Linked DNA regions of Homo sapiens: region 1 is linked to region 2. A link is an interaction called in ENCODE POLR2A ChIA-PET data of the cell type or tissue named here. Cell type or tissue: PC-9. All regions are shown on one strand.

What was found. Peaks named below come from ENCODE experiments on the same cell type or tissue, not always from the same donor. Only the 100,000 strongest peaks of a DNase experiment are listed, where the experiment ranks them.
Region 1: POLR2A ChIA-PET joins it to region 2 with 16 read pairs; 2 of 35 experiments call an interaction of 5 or more read pairs at or near these places.

Annotation. Positions count from the first base shown.
Region 1 is chr7:106,501,841-106,509,840 of GRCh38, forward strand. No RefSeq gene overlaps it. Among named protein-coding and RNA genes, the nearest start is that of CTB-30L5.1, 93 kb to the right of the region's middle. In PC-9, no CTCF peak of the experiment used is centred here; no DNase peak of the experiment used is centred here.
Region 2 is chr7:106,257,361-106,265,360 of GRCh38, forward strand. NAMPT (nicotinamide phosphoribosyltransferase) reads right to left here. Exons shown (of 11, transcript NM_005746.3): 7 at 6,032-6,257; 8 at 4,228-4,347. Among named protein-coding and RNA genes, the nearest start is that of NAMPT, 24 kb to the right of the region's middle. RefSeq lists enhancers at 2,640-3,166, 3,167-3,691. In PC-9, no CTCF peak of the experiment used is centred here; no DNase peak of the experiment used is centred here; H3K27ac peaks cover 2,489 bases.

The DNA.
Region 1 (8,000 bases), 240 kb after region 2:
GCTTCTTCTGTGTTACAAAGGAAGCAAAAAATGATAGGTGGATAACAGATAAATAGTAGAGAGCAAGATTTGCTGATTTGCTTATTATTTTCCAAATGAAACACTAGAAAAATAAATCAGAAGCTAACAAAAGAGGCTGTCTTATGTGAGAAAGAGAGTGGGAGGAATAAGGAAGGAAACAGTACTTCTCTGGGGATTCTTTTGTATATGGTTTTGAACCACACAAACGTGTCCATGTGCTAGAAGACCTCACTTAAAGCTCCATGATGTGCTGCCATGACATCTGATAAGATCAGGAGGGCCTTGCACCGTAAGTTCCCCTCCTGACTCTGCTTCTGCAGATAAGTTCCTCTAGCCAAGCAACCCTTCTTATGAAAGAGACAGACACAGTTCCTGCTTATTCCTGAGCAGAGGGTTTTGGTTCCCCACCAGTCCACAGAATTATTCAAACACACATCTTCCTATGGGAACCCGGGGCACTTTGCCCCCTTGGTACTACAAAGCCTGCCTCCCACAGCTCCTGGCTGTTCACTCTATTCCTGAGTACTATCCCTGTGTGACCCTCCCTGTGTGGCCCTGCATGGTGTGCTGTGGACTGCTCCCCCAGGCCATGAGTATACATCACTAATAAACTGCTGCCAATCTCCTTTGCCCAGGGTCAGATCATGTGTGATCAGCCACCCCCATAACCCTACGGTGGGAGTCTGTCCCTCACCAGTGGGGTGAATAGGAGATGATTAAAGCATTTACATATTAAAAGCAAAATAAAACTTTAAAATAGCCAAACTATCAAACTGAAAACAAACTAAAAAAAGGAACCTGAGAGTGTAACAAATTGGTAAGGTAAAGAATTACTTCAGTTCAGTTGACTTTTCACTGTTCATTTTAGTGGAATATGTTCCAAGATTTAATGGTATTAGCACTATAATTTTGAATTAACTTATGTATTTGTAGGATAGAGAAAGCTAGGAAACATATTATTAAGGTCCAAGATTTTCAGTGGGAATGAAGAGATACAAAGAAGTTTAGAAAAAATGTGATATTAAATTTTAATTAGAAATATCGATGAAAATTCATGATTTTCAAAACGACATATACTATATATATAGTGTCTCTGTCCATTGAAAGGGTTTCAAGCAATGTCATTCTGGTAGTAATAAGCACTGATAGTCCAATTATCTTGATTTTCATATACTATTCTCCAGTTACAGGAACCAAGGCTTCTTAGAGAAATGGCTAGAGTAAGTACAAGTACAGAACATTGTATTGTTCCAGAAAGCACAGAAGTCCTCAATTGTCACACGCATGCCAACTGAGAGGAGGTATCACTGGTAATATCTGGAATAATTTAAAGATCAAAAGAATAATGACTGTAATTCATCGAACACATTAAATAAATAAAAGTCCATGGTTATACTCCAAAGGGGGGTGGGGAAACTAATTTGCTACCATTAAAGGTGACATATCATCCCCTTATTCAGAAAGTTAGTTATTAAAGAGTAACTAAAATTTATCCTCCATTTTCAGGAGACATTACAGTTTGTCCTCAGTTGATGAGGTGGAAGTTTTAAAACAATTTTTTTTTCTAACAGAGAAGAATGCTAGATAATGAGTGTAGGAGGAATGAGAGAATTAGAAAATTACCCATATTGCAATCTCCAGTAAGCTAATTTATTGAGGCAAGGATTAACGATAAATACTAAAACCAGTAAGTAAAACGTTGGTAGGAAACAGGACATTTGCTCTGTGCCAGGTGACCTGGCAATGGCAAAGGGAAAACATAATTTCTATAGTGGAAAGATCTGACTGTTATCCCCTTCACCTAGTGATCAAATTAGCATCTCTAATATTGAAGCAATGAGACACGTGCCTGCTAATATGATGCAATGTGAGCTATGTAGCATCATCTATGTAGTATCGTTACCCAAAGTATTTAACCTAAATCAGTTGTATAGCATTTTAAAATTGCTATGTCATTTAAAAAAAAGTGCTAGGTCAGAAAAAAAATCAATGCATGACTTTATCTTACTTGGAAGAAACTAGTAGAGATGATATTTTTGGGACAATAGACAAAATTTAATTATGCATCAGGTATTTGATAGAAAATTATTAAATTTAGGTGCAGTAACGGTATTATGGCAAAAGGGAATTTTCTTATTTTTAGAAGATACAGGCTCAATTATTTATGATAAAAGGATCATGATATTTGCAAATTATTTTGAGATGGTTCAGCAAATGTTAGATGACAGAGCAAATATAGCAAAATGGTAATAATTTTAAAAATGTGGGTGGTGGGTATGTAACATTGATTCACTATTCTTTCAACTTTTCTGTGTAAATGAAGATTTTTATAATAAAAATTAGAAAAGATATTTGAGATATTTGTCATTTTACATCATCTACTTTAATTTAAACACAACAGAGTCCCTTTAACTTCCGAGTAAGACTTGGTGTAGTTTGCAGCTGACCTGTGTTCCCACTGAGAAAAACTAAATGAACTGGGTAAAATTCAAAAATCCTCTGTTTAAAGATTGCTGATGCAATAGGGATGAGAGGGCACAGGACTCCAGAACAAGGATAACGGTGGCAAAGTGTGCTGACTCTGCAGGCTTTTGTCCTTGGGGGTATGTGCCAAATCTGGGCTCAGGACAAGAAGCTGAGCACCTAGACTTTGAGCACAGGGCCACTGATGGGGACAGAGATCCAGAGAGAATTTGGGTGGTCTCATGGGGCTGACAGACAAAACTAAAGCCGGGGAGCCTGATGTCCAAGTAGGAAGGGAAGGTGTATTAGTTCATTCTTACACTGCTAATAAAGAGATACCCAAGACTGGGAAATTTATAATGGAAAGAGGTTTAATTGACTCACAGTTCCACATGGCTGAGGAGGCCTCACAGTCATGGCAGATGGTGAAAGAAGAGCAAAGTCATGTCTCACATGGCAGCAGGCAAGAGAGTATGTGCAGGGGAACTCTCCTTGATAAAACCATCACATCTCATGAGACTTGTGCACTATCTTAAGAACAGCATGGGAAAATCCCACCCTCATGATTCAATTACCTCCCACTGAGTTCCTCCCATGACACACGGGGATTATGAGAGCTACAGTTTAAGATGAGATTTGGGTGGGGACACAGCCAAACCACATCAGAAGGGTAGAGAAATGGGCCTAACACATGGACTGTTTTCTCCCCAAGACATTCACAGAATTCTGAAGCTGGGACACTAGGCTAAACATCTAAGAAGAAAACCTCTGAAAAGTTGGGCAGGGTTTTCTGCAGTCTCACAGTAATGCAGATGAACATTAGAGTTCAAGACTTCCAGAGGAAGGTGCTCCAGTGAAACACACCAGTCTCACAGTCAAAAGACCTTGAAAACTATACTTCAGGAACAGAATAGAATCAGAGGTAGGCACAGCCTTTCAAGAACGGCAACAAGCTCAACTCTTTCTAGTCACTGATTGGTTTAATGGGATCAGTTATCCCTGTATCTCCTGAGCAGAAGACAGGATAAATCTTCTCTGAGGGAAGTTTTTATCTGGATCCTTTACAATGGGTGCCACAGGTCTTAAATTCCGTATTTGGATGACAATGCCCAGAAGCATAAAAATAAACATTCTTCCTTTGTGCCCCTTTTTGAAGAACAAGGAAAACTTTCCCATCCCTAAGCCTTCCAGCTGACTTCTACTCACCTCTCTTTGCCCATGTCTAGTGCAGTCATTTGACAAGGGTAATGAGATGACCATAAGTGGCTTCAACCAATTAAGGTTCACATCCCTCTCACCCCCAGTGGAGCTGGAAAAGGACCCAGGCTCTTTTAAAAGATAAGACTTCTTAGAAGAGGATTAACCCAATCATGGCTTTATTAGCAAGGAGGGAGGGAATGGCAATTGAGTAGACAATCAAAAATATTGCCAAGTAATTTATCAGCTATCAGCATATGACCTTGGGCAAGCTATTTTATCTCTCTGAGTCACACTTTTCTCATCTATAAAATTCAGTGTTCTCACTCATAGGTGGGAATTGAACAATGAGAACACATGGACACAGGAAGGGGAACATCACACATTGAGGACTGTTGTGGGGTGGGGGGAGTGGGGAGGGACAGCATTAGGATATATACCTAATGCTAAATGACAAGTTAATGGGTGCAGCACACCAACATGGCACATGTATACATATGTAACAAACCTGCACGTTGTGTACATGTACCCTAGAACTTAAAGTATAATAATAATAAAATAAAATAAAAAATAAAAAAATAAAATTCAGATGATAATAATACCTCAAAAGTCTTCCATATGTATTAATAAGACATGTTTTCTAATTTAAAAAAACTTGCCAATTGTCTAGTATATTTTTAGTGCTCCAGTGATGTTGAATATTACTATTCTATCATGGTTTTGAATCCCTTTTTAAGGCATGTTTCAGTTGTTGTGGTCTTTTACGCATGACACCCCAACTTCAACCTATTTGTCAAGCATCTACTGAACAGCCCAGACAGCAGGACTAGTATCTATTTCATTCTTGCTTTTCTATATGCTACTCTAGAAACTGACACCCTGACACCTGGGTGCATGGTCAGGAAGATGGGCCAGCAAGGTATGAGCTGAAACCCACTGGGGATTCACCATTGCCCTCTAATACCCATTCATTCTCTGATCCTCAAATTCTGCCTCTAACAATTTTCTAATTTATGACTTTTAAACCTCTTGGGTTGAGGGATTCAGACATGAACCAGTGAATATAAGCATCCACAGGATAAATCTGGCACATGTTCCAAGAGTTCCATTTTTCCTATAAGATTTGCAGTGGGTAGGGATGTAGAGCTAAATAATAAGATTTACACATCGATCAAATTTAATAAAGTAATCTAAAATAGTATGTTATTTTAACATCAACATAAACAGAATATGGAGAATAAAACAAAATTGTTGTGGATTATACAAATTAGAATGTAAGACTCGAAGAAGATTTCCTTTTGGAGTGGCTGATCAAACATCTTCCACTCCCTTTAGGGTTTTTGCTATAGAAAACATTAGAAGCATCATGCTTCAGATTAAATATAGATTCTGGACTCTTTTTAAAAATGCAAATGCTAAACTCCCTATTGTGTTTAGCAGATAATTTTTCTCTTTGATTAACAGAAGTGATGGGGAAGCATGCTGGCAATGCCTACCTGTGGGAGAGGTAGCAATCCCCCAAAAGCTGGAATAAATGGTCTCAGATAAGGGAGGGAGGGAGCAGTAGACACAATTTTGCCTAGGGCCACAGTCTAGATTTGGTGAAATCCCACAGTGATGAGACAACAGGAAGCAGAGGCTGAGTATGGATTTTGGTATCAAGTAATGTGGTGGTGCCCCTGGTCAATGTAAGGTAAGCCTTAGTTCTTCCTATTGCCCAGTGGACAAAACAGAAACTCCTCTATTGTGTTTGTGGTGAGAATCAAGTTAAGGAAGATAATGTGGACAAAGTATTTAGCACAGTTCTGTTGCATAAAGTTTATTATTTCCTGGTGCAAAGTATTTAGCACAGTTCCTGATACATATTTATAAATGTGATATAAACTATAAGCCTACATTACTGACTTGAGAGCTCAAAAAGCCTCTTTCTGTAATTATTGAAGCCAATGTCTACGAGTGGTGATTCTGTGATCACTAGTATGTTATTTCTGTCTTACAAGGGTGAAGGGGGAACATGCCCTACTGTTATAATCCTAAGAACACCAGGGGCATATTTTATGCAAGGGATTATCCCAAGAATGGGGCAGTTTGGTCTTATCCTCAGTCACGTAGCTAATTACTATTGGTAAACCAAGTCAACAGAGGAGAGATGATCCCTTTGCTACTTAGTTGTTATAACAACATGAGCTGGATAAGAAGATAGTGGGGCTAACAAAGATAAATCAGACATAGACCTGCTTTTTAAATAATTTAGCTTCCAGATGGGAAGGTGAGACATGAGTCTCACTAACTCCTGGGCTCTAATAAAGTGCTAAGTTCTCAAAGTTAAATGTAAATTACCATGGGAGTTAAAAAGAAACCACAAGTTGTCCCTACTTCAAAGTCAAACTATTTACAAAGGAAAGGGATCAAGACTTAATGGAGGACTGTTTTAGTCAAATGATTACAGTTATAAGGAACAGAAACACACTTGGTTCACTTCAAGTAAGGCTGCCATTTTTGAAATTCTTAATTTTTGAACAAAGAACCTCCCATTTTCATTTTTTACTGGGCCCTGCAAATTATGTAGCTGGTCTTCAATGGAACCCAGGGTTCAGGAAAGCAGGTTGGGAAGAGGAAGGGTCTATGAGCACAAGATAATCATCCTTGTAGTCCTGGCTCCTACCATGCACACCCACCGCTCCTACCACTGCCAACTAATTAACTCACCCTACACTGAACATATCTTGTGTGTGTTGCTTAATTATGGCTTTTGCTTGCTGAAAACTTCTCAAAGACCTATGGCCTCATGGCCTCTTTTCCTGCCTTCTACAAACTTGCAGTTCCTCCTTTAGCTCACATTAAAGCTGCCCAAGAGGGAATATGATTGGTCCAGTGTAGTCAGATCCCTAGTGGGCAAAGCTGTCTTCTGCTCACCTCAGAATCTGCTGGTCCATGCTCCAGGGCCAGCCCAGTTAGCAGTGGCAGAGGAAGAAGGGGGGCACAGATTACAAGGCTGGGGAGTTACAACATGTGACCATTTGCACTACTTCCCTCAGAAGTAGAGTTATAGGTGGGAATCTCTGTAGAAAGGACTGTAGATGTGGCCAGAGTCCTAAGACCTGGCATATCTGGAAAAGGGAGATCACATTTTGGATTGCCTTGAAAGATCAGTAAGCTATAGACACATGCAGATGGGCAGTAAGGTATTTCAAGGGGGCTGAGACATAGAGACAGGGAAGTACCAGCCTAGGAAACAGGGTGGCTGCAACCAAGGGTATGTGAATGGAGAACTTAACACACAGCTAAGGGATCTTAATTTTATTTGGTTTGCAATGATAGAATGAATAGAAACCAATAGCGAGAGTTATCTTAATTTTTACTTCTTTGCCCCTAGGAAAGTCACTACAAAGCACTCTGACAAATCCCCATGGCGTAAGCTCATTGGGTTGAGGGCTCATCTATCTCTGCTTCTCCCTGGCTTTCCCATCTGTGTGAAGAACACAGGCTGCCCGCCAGCCAGGGAACAGATACTCAATCTGGCTGGAAGCTCCTCTGCCTTCTTCCAGAAACTGAAATTGGACACAGCTACAAACACGAGGCACCTTCTAAGCACAGGTCCCCAAGGGTCTCAGTGCCTCTTCGGGGATGTCTTATCTGACAACAAACTGCAAGGGTCCAGCTAAATGGTGTTGGTGTTACAGCATTCTAGGGTTTCTCCAAGTTACTTGGCTTTATTTCCACCCAACCACCTGCAAAAATGCTTTTCTGTAGCAGGAAAAAGTCTCCTGAAATTCAACCTGTTTTTGTTTCCTCAAACATTTCTGTGCATGAGGTAGTGCAGTGAGGGAATTAAATACTGCAGTTCAATTTCATTTGCAGCTGCTGGGCTGGGACCTGGGGATACACAGTGAATAAGACCTGCCTCTATTTTTGTGGCTCTCACAGCCTCAGTGAGGATAAAGGACAATGCTAATGACAATGACTAACACGTGGCGTAACAAACTAGGCACTTGGCCCTGGTCTCCTGCTGGCAATAACTCATTTCATCCTCACAACACCCCTATAAGGTCAATACTACGTTTATTCCCATTTCACAGATGAGGACCACAAATGTACTATGCAATAATGAGAAAAGCTACACCAGAGATATGGATGAAGTGCTCTGAGAGCAAAGAGAGACTTGACAAATTTTGCGATTAAGTTTATGGTTTCACAAGGAAGTAACAACTGAGCTGACGCTTGAAATATCTAAAGGGTTTGTTTCTTCAAGCTAGAAAGGACAAGAGATGATTCCAGGCATAGGGAACAGCATAAGCAAAGGTGCAGAGGCACGGAGT
Region 2 (8,000 bases):
AATCTCAGCACTTTAGGAGGCCTGAGTCAAGGAGTTCGAGGCCAAACAGTTGAGACTGTTTCCCAGACTGGGAAACAGTGAGACCCCCATCTCTACAAAACATTAAAAAAAAAAAAAAAAAAGAGTCAGGTGTGGTGGCACACACTTGCAGTCCCAGCTCCTCAGGAGGCTGAGGTGGGAGGACCACCTGACCCTGGGAGGTTGAGGCTGCAGTGAGCTGTGACTGCACCACTGCACTAAGCCTGGGTGACAGACTGAGTCCCTGTCAAAAAAAAAAAATCGCACATACATTCCTAAAGTTTATATAAACAAGGAAAGAAAAGAAGGAAAAGAAAGCCGAAGAGCTTTGATTTTTGAAAGGAAAGTTTTGAGTACCTGACTGAACACCCAACTTGAACTCCGTTCAACTTGCCTGAACAATCCAACAGCTGACTGCTGGAACAAGGAAAGGTAGGCACAGCAACAGGCAGGCTAATGGGATTTCTGAAACAGATACAGTACCCTGCCATGTTCTTTCACCTGCAAGGGGGAGGGGTGTGTGTGTGTGTCTGTGTATACACGTAAGTGCTAAAGTGCCTGAAAGGCACCTGGGAACAGTACTTAACTGACACCAAGGTAAGAGACTGTCAGTTCAGCTGAGCTAAGGGGAAAACGGCAATTAGGTGTGTCAGCTGAGATTGCTATGTGTAAGGTCCTCCCCCTTCTCCCTGCAGACTTTTCTTCTATTTCTTTTTTCCTTTCCACATGAAAGCCCCTATGTCCCAACACCAAATGTCTTAGCTGAAGGAATTCCCACTTCTCTTAAGCAAGGCAGTTTGGAAGAGGTAGTGGAAGAAACCTCATCTCTGTTATTACAAGAGATCTATTCCGGACGCCTCATATTGGAACTCTAAATACACCATCACCGCAGAAATACTGTTTGATTTGGAAGTGAGAAGTATTATGTACAACAATCTTTGGAAAACTACTATAATTTGGGTACTGACCTTACTCTATCTCCACCAAACTCTTTCGAACAGAAAAAAACTTGTGTTTCATAGCTGTAGATACCATCTGAGATTCGTATACATCAAAATGTCAGTGGTTTCTGAATGCAAATGGCCTACATTATGTTAGTGATATTCTACAGAGTATTTTAGGTGTTATGATGAAATTATGGCCCTTAAGAACCTTATTTAGTAAACGAGGCAAAAATTTTAAGACAATACAGGCATACTTTGAAAATACTGTGGGCTTGCTTCCAGACCACTGCAATAAAGCAAGTCACGGGAATTTTTTGATTTCCCATTGCATATAAAAGTTATGTTTATACTACATTGTAGTCTATTAAGTGTGCAATAGCATTATGTCTTAAAAATACATACCTTAATTAAAAATACTTCATTGCTAAATAATGCTAATGGTCACTTGAGCCTTCAGTGAGTCATCTTTTTGTTGGTGGAGGGTCTTGCCCTGTTGTTGATGGCTGCTGACTGATCAGGGTTGCTGAAGGTTTTGGGGTGACTGTGGCAATGCCTTAAAATGACAACAATGAAGTTTGTCACGTCAATTGACTCTATCACGAAAGATTTATCTGTAGCTTGCGATGCTGTTTGGTACGATAGCGTTCACCCACACAAGAACTTCTTTCAAAATTGGGAGTGCATCCTCTCAAACCCTGCTTTGGTTTTATCAACTGATTTTACTGATATTCGAAGTCCTTTGTTGTCATTTCAACGATGTTCACAGCATCTTTGCCAGCAGTAGATTTCATCTCAAGAAACCACTTTCTGTATCCACCCATATGAAGCAAATCCTCATCTGTTCAAGTTTAATCATGAGACTGCAGCAATTCAGTCAGATCTTCAGGCTCCACCACTTCTAGTTATCTAGCTATTTCTACCACATTTGTAGTTACTTCCTCCACTGAAGTCTTGAAGTCAAATCAAGACTCAGTTATCTGTGAAGGTTGGAATCAATTTCTTCCAAACTCCTGTTAATGCTGACATTTTAACGTCCTCCCATGAAGCATGATGTTCTTAAATGGCATCTAGAATGGTGAACCCTTTCAGCTACAGACTTAAGAATATATTTCTTCTTTTTTTTGAGACGGAGTTTCACTCTGTTGCCCAGGCTGGAGTGCAGTGGCGTGATCTTGGCACACTACAGCCTCTGCCTCCCTTCAAGCAATTCTCCTGCCTCAGCCTCCTGAGTAGCTGGGACTACAGGCATGCATTGCCCCACCCAGCTAATTTTTGTATTTTTAGTAGAGACGGGGTTTCACCACGTTGGCCAGGATGATCTTGATCTCCTGATTGCGTGATCTGCCTGTCTCGGTCTCCCAAAGTGTGGGATTACAGGCGTGAGCCACCACACCCGGCCAAGAATATATTTCCTAAATAATAGCATCTGAAATTACTCTTTGATGGATAGGCTGTCGAACGGACGTTGTGTTAGCAGGCATGAAAAACAACATTAACCTCTTTGTACATCTCCATCAGATCTCAGATGCCATCTGCAATGATATTTCGAAACAATCTTTTTTTTTTTTTTTTTTCCTGAGCAGTCGGTCCCAACAGTGGGCTTAAAATACTCAGTACACTATGATGTAAACAGACATGCTGTCATCCAGGCTTTGTTGTTCCATTTATAAAGCACAGGCAGAGTAGATTCAGCAAATTCTAAGGGTCCTAGGATTATCAGAATGATAAATGAGCACTAGCTTCCACTTAAAAGTGACCAGCTGCATTATCCACTAATGAGAGTTAGCATGTCCTTTCAAAGCAGATGTTGTCTTCTCTCTAGTTATGAAAGTCCTAGACGGCACCTTCTTCCAATGGAAGGCTGTTTCCTCTACACTGACAATCTGTTTAGTCACCTGCATCAATGATCTTAGCTAGATCTTCTGGGTAACTTGCAGCAGCTTCTACATCAGCACTTGCTGCTTCATTCTGCACTCATGGAGATGGCTTCTTTCCCTAAACCACAGGAACCAACCTCTGCTAGCTTCCAATTTTTCTTCTGCAGCTTCATCACCTCTCTTAGGCTTCACAGAATTGAAACGAGGGCCTTGCTCTGGATTAGGCTTTAGCCTAAGGAAATGTTGTGGTTGCTTTGATCTTCTATTCAGACCATTCAAACTTTCTCCCTAGCAGCAATAAAGCTGTTTCACTTTCTTATTCATATGCTTAGTGGAGTAGCACTTTGATTTTTCTTCAAGAACTTTTCCTTTGCATTCACAACTTGGCCTACTGTTTGCCTTAAGAGGCCTATTTTAGCTTTCAGCATGCCTTCCTCACTAAACTTAATCATGTCTAGGTTTTGATTTAAAATGAGAGGGATGTGACTTTTCCATTCACTTGAATACTCAGAGGCCACTGTGGGGTTATTAATTGACCTAATTTAAATACTGTTGTGTCTCAGGGCATAGGGAAACTTGAAGTGAGCAGAGAAAGGGAATGGGTAACTGGTGAAGGAGTCACAACACACACAGTATTTATCAATTAAGTTCACTGCCTTATCTGGGTGTGCCCTGTGGTGCCCTAAAACAATCACAGTAGTAACATCGAAGATCACTAATCACAGATCACCATAACAGATATAATGACAAAGTCTGAAATATTGTGAGAATTTACCAGTATGTGTCACACAGACATGAAGTGAATACATGTTGGAAAAATAGCACCAACAGACTTGCTCAACACAGGGTGGCCACAACCTTCAATTTGTAAAAAAATGCAATGTTTGCAAAGCACAATAAAATGAGGTACGCCTGCATAACACTTATACTATCTGGCTAAATCTAATACTGATGACAGTCAATGCTTAATTTAGAAGAGGTGGCAGCTATTCTATAATTTCTGAAAAAGCACCCATTAATATTATGAGTTTTACAGATTTGTGAAGCTCCAGTCTATGAAAACTCAGACCTATGCCAGCAGAGTCAAGGCTTTGTTTTATATTCCAAGGAATATTTCTTGACTGACATTTCCTTGTTTCACAATGATACTTCTTTAGATTCATCATTCAGGGTGGCCAATGACAACTGGAAGAGTAAGTATGGCTTGGCTGGCACCTCTGTATTTTAAACTACTATTATTTCTAAACTTTAAGCAATGCACAGAGATTTATACCAACATAAACACTTACAAAGACTTAAAATTGTATTTATATTGTGTTCTTTATCAAACATAAACAAACTTAATTATAAGAAATGCCTTATTGAAACTTTTAATATAAAACACATACCTCTTGTAAGGTATTAATATCTACTCCATCCCCTTGAATAACTCTAAGATAAGGTGGCAGCAACTTGTAACCCTTTGAGTTCTCAGTAACAGGAAACTTCTTACCTAAAATCTCCAAAACCTATATGGAAAAATACACATGCAACACAAATAACTAAAGCTGAAAACAAGTATAAGAGCTTTTCAAAGTTAAATGATTTTGCTTTGATAATCGAGAATATAAAAATTAACTACTTTAAAAATTTTATAACACTATGTATATGCTCTCTAAAATTTGGTCCAGTGTACTTTAAAGGGTTAAAGTACATTAAAAACAAGCATGTTATTTCCTATGAAGTGAATTCACATCATAAAGTGGCTCAAAACAAGTTTTTCCCCTTAGACCTTTCAAATTATATGGATTCAAGGAAAAAAAAATCCTTAATATTAAATAAGTATATTTTAAAGAAGTATATAAAGCATTATTTAACAAACTCATGATTATACTTTTAATTTGGACTTATTCTGCTTGTGCCCAATGACTTTGGTTTTTGTCTGATATATAACTCCAATATGAATCCAGTTCAATCACAAAGTTCAGAGAAACTGTGAAAGGCAGACACAGCATCTAGAACCCATAGTCTCTAAGTTCTCCTTTGCTCTTAAAGCCAAACTGCACAATACACAAATCATCTTACTCATTCACTAACTACTAAAAGTTTTGTACACCAAATTAAAATTTCTCAGAAAGCTTGGTCATATAAACAAAAGAAATACATTCTCTTCCCACAACAATCATTTCTTTTTCCTAAATAAACTGATTAAAGATTCTAACAAAGAGAAAATTCCCCATTGATGAAATCAGTTTCTCATAACTAGCTGTGTACATTTTTTATTACGTAACAGTAAAAACATGAAACCTATCAAGTTTGCTAAAACCAAATATTGCAGGCTAAGACAAGACTTTCAGATTGGCCTATCATTTAATAGAATAAGAAAAGACCTCCTTAATTCTGTTTCCCTTTCTTAAGGGGTAAGTATCATCTGCTCATTAACTGACAAATGGTGTGGTCAAGTAGCAAGGCTGCAGCCAAAAGACCTACACTGGATATCTGACTCCTTATCTTTCATGTTGTGTGACCTTGAGCAAGTTACTTTAACCTTTTTAAGCCTCTGTTTTTTTCTTCTATAACAGAGACAGTAATATTTATCACTGTTTTTTTTTGTAGAGATTAAATGGCGTATCTTATGTAAATCACCTAAAATATTTTTCTAGTAGTAGGCATCAAATAAGCCTGCTATTACTACTTTTTGAAGAAGATAAACCAAGTCCTTGAACATTAACAACAAAAAGTAACACTGCTACATTATGAATCAACAGTATTTCTAAAGAACCTCCACTTGAAGAGTATTTTTGAATTATTTTTATTCCACATCACCCTGTTCCTATTTCTTCTGTGCTAACAACTTCAAAGGTCTAGCAGTGACTTATGCTGAAAAAGAAACAAACTGCAAATAAGTTTGGTGCCCAAATCATAGGATTAATTAAAATGGCAATGCTGTTAATTAATTTTGCAGGTAAGCAGAAAACAAAATATCTATTCAAATGTCTAATTGACAGTAAAACAATCCATAAGTCTTGGTATCCTTCTGTGCTATTACTGTGTGACCTCAGGCAAATCTATTACTCTCTCTGGGCTGCAACTCTAAAATAAAGGGGACTGGTCCACACAGCTCTGAAATTGTGTGTATATAAATGAAAAGTAGTATTGATGCAGCTGGCCTACAGAGGGATTCTAATAATAAAGTTACATATGAAAATTTACCTTTAACACAGTGTCAAGAGGGTTTCCAGAATCAGGTCTGATTATTAGTGGTGCCTGTGTACTTCTTGATACTATTAAATGTCTTAGATCTTCACCCCATATTTTCTCACACGCATTATAAATGTCATAGCTATCGCTGACCACAGATACAGGCACTGATGAAAACTGTGTTACAATATGTTCAAAAGCATCTTTTTCATGGTCTTTCCCCCAAGCTGTTATGGTACTAGAAAAAAAAATGAAAACACAGATTTACTTAGGCAGACACTTGATCTATCCCTGAATCACCTTTAATCATATCTCATGTTTACTATACCAAACCATCAACATCACAGAGAAGGTGAGTGACTTAGTTTAATGAATATACATCGTAAGGCAAATGAAGTAGCTGGGTCAACCATACCTTACCCAATTAGTTTTTAACGCTTTAAGTAGCCTTACTCCTCTTCAATGGTTAAGTTTCTAACCTCGTATTTTCAACCAATTATCTGTGTGTGTGTGTGTTTTCTGGTATTCCTGAATCTACTCATTTAAAATCAGTCTAACTAAAAAGCACTTGCTGAGTGCCCTTTATACTGTATGTCAAGATGTTAGAATGAATACATATTTCCATTATTTTGTTAGGCAATGAGAGCACCTGGCTCCCTTCTGTGAATTTTTGAAACTATATACCAATAATAGTACAGACATACATTTTGTTTTTTTACCTTTCAAAATCTTATACTTAGAGGCAATTATTTATACTATACCATACATACATATAGTCAACTACCTGTTATATTTTCAAGTGGCTAGTAATAGGAAGTCATGTATTTTGTTTGCAGATTATCTACTACGAATTAATATATGCCCAGGGAATAAGAATTCAAATACTTAGTTTAAGCAAAACATAATTAAGATGGAAAATAAAGTATGAGAGTTTCTATTGGATAAGAATGGTTATAGTGATTTTTGCAATGTCCTTAATATCAGTTCTTACGGGATAGATTTGTATTCAATATGTAATTATAGATTGGGTATCGCTTATTTGAAATGCTTGGGACCAGAAGTATTCTGAATTTCAAATTTTTTCAGATTTTGGAATATGTGCATTATACTTATCAGTTAAGCATCCCCAGTTCTGAAATCTGAAATCCAGTTCTGAAATCTGAAATGCTCCAATGAGCATTTCCTTTGAGCAAAAAGTTTCAGATTTTGGAGCATTTTGGATTTGGGATGCTCAACCTGTGTAAATATTTGTTAATATATAATGTAAATAATTTTAAAAGATCTCAAACAACTTAATTTTGAAAATTACCATTTAATTATGCCAAGCAATTGGTCATTCTCCCTAATTTTCTAGTCCGCCTCTAATCTGTTCTCCTCAGTAAATAATAAAAAGATAGCACATTCATTTATTATAAAGCCCAAGTAGGTATAAGTTTAACTCATAACTGTTTGAAGAGTCAGACTTTATGTCTGAAATAATCACTTTATACAATGTGTGTGTGTGTTTTTTTTTTTAAAGGACTAGACTTAGAACCTTTCCCCATACTGTCAATGGTATACCTGGGGTAGTGCAGCATGCACATTTCAAGATTGTAAAGACTACTACCCGAATCCAAAATTGAGAGAGAACCTGTTTATATAAAACTCATTAGTGAACACTCTTCTTAACAGCTACAGAGGCTGCCAGTAGCTATGATGTCAATTCTCTACTTCATGCATCTGTAGGCTAAATGGAAAATTAAGATATGACTGAAGAGAAGCTCCTCTTCATATTCAGGTCTGCAACTTTTCTCTTTAAAAAGGAGAGAATTAAGATCAATGAATACCAATACTGGAGAACTTTACAACGTATGAATTAACTCCTACAGTTAAGGGGTCACTACTTATAACGTTGTATCAGTAAGTCACCTAACGATCTACTTGTATCATGTCTAGCAAACTTCACTGTCCCCATCTTACTTGCTTTCTCCATGACACCTGA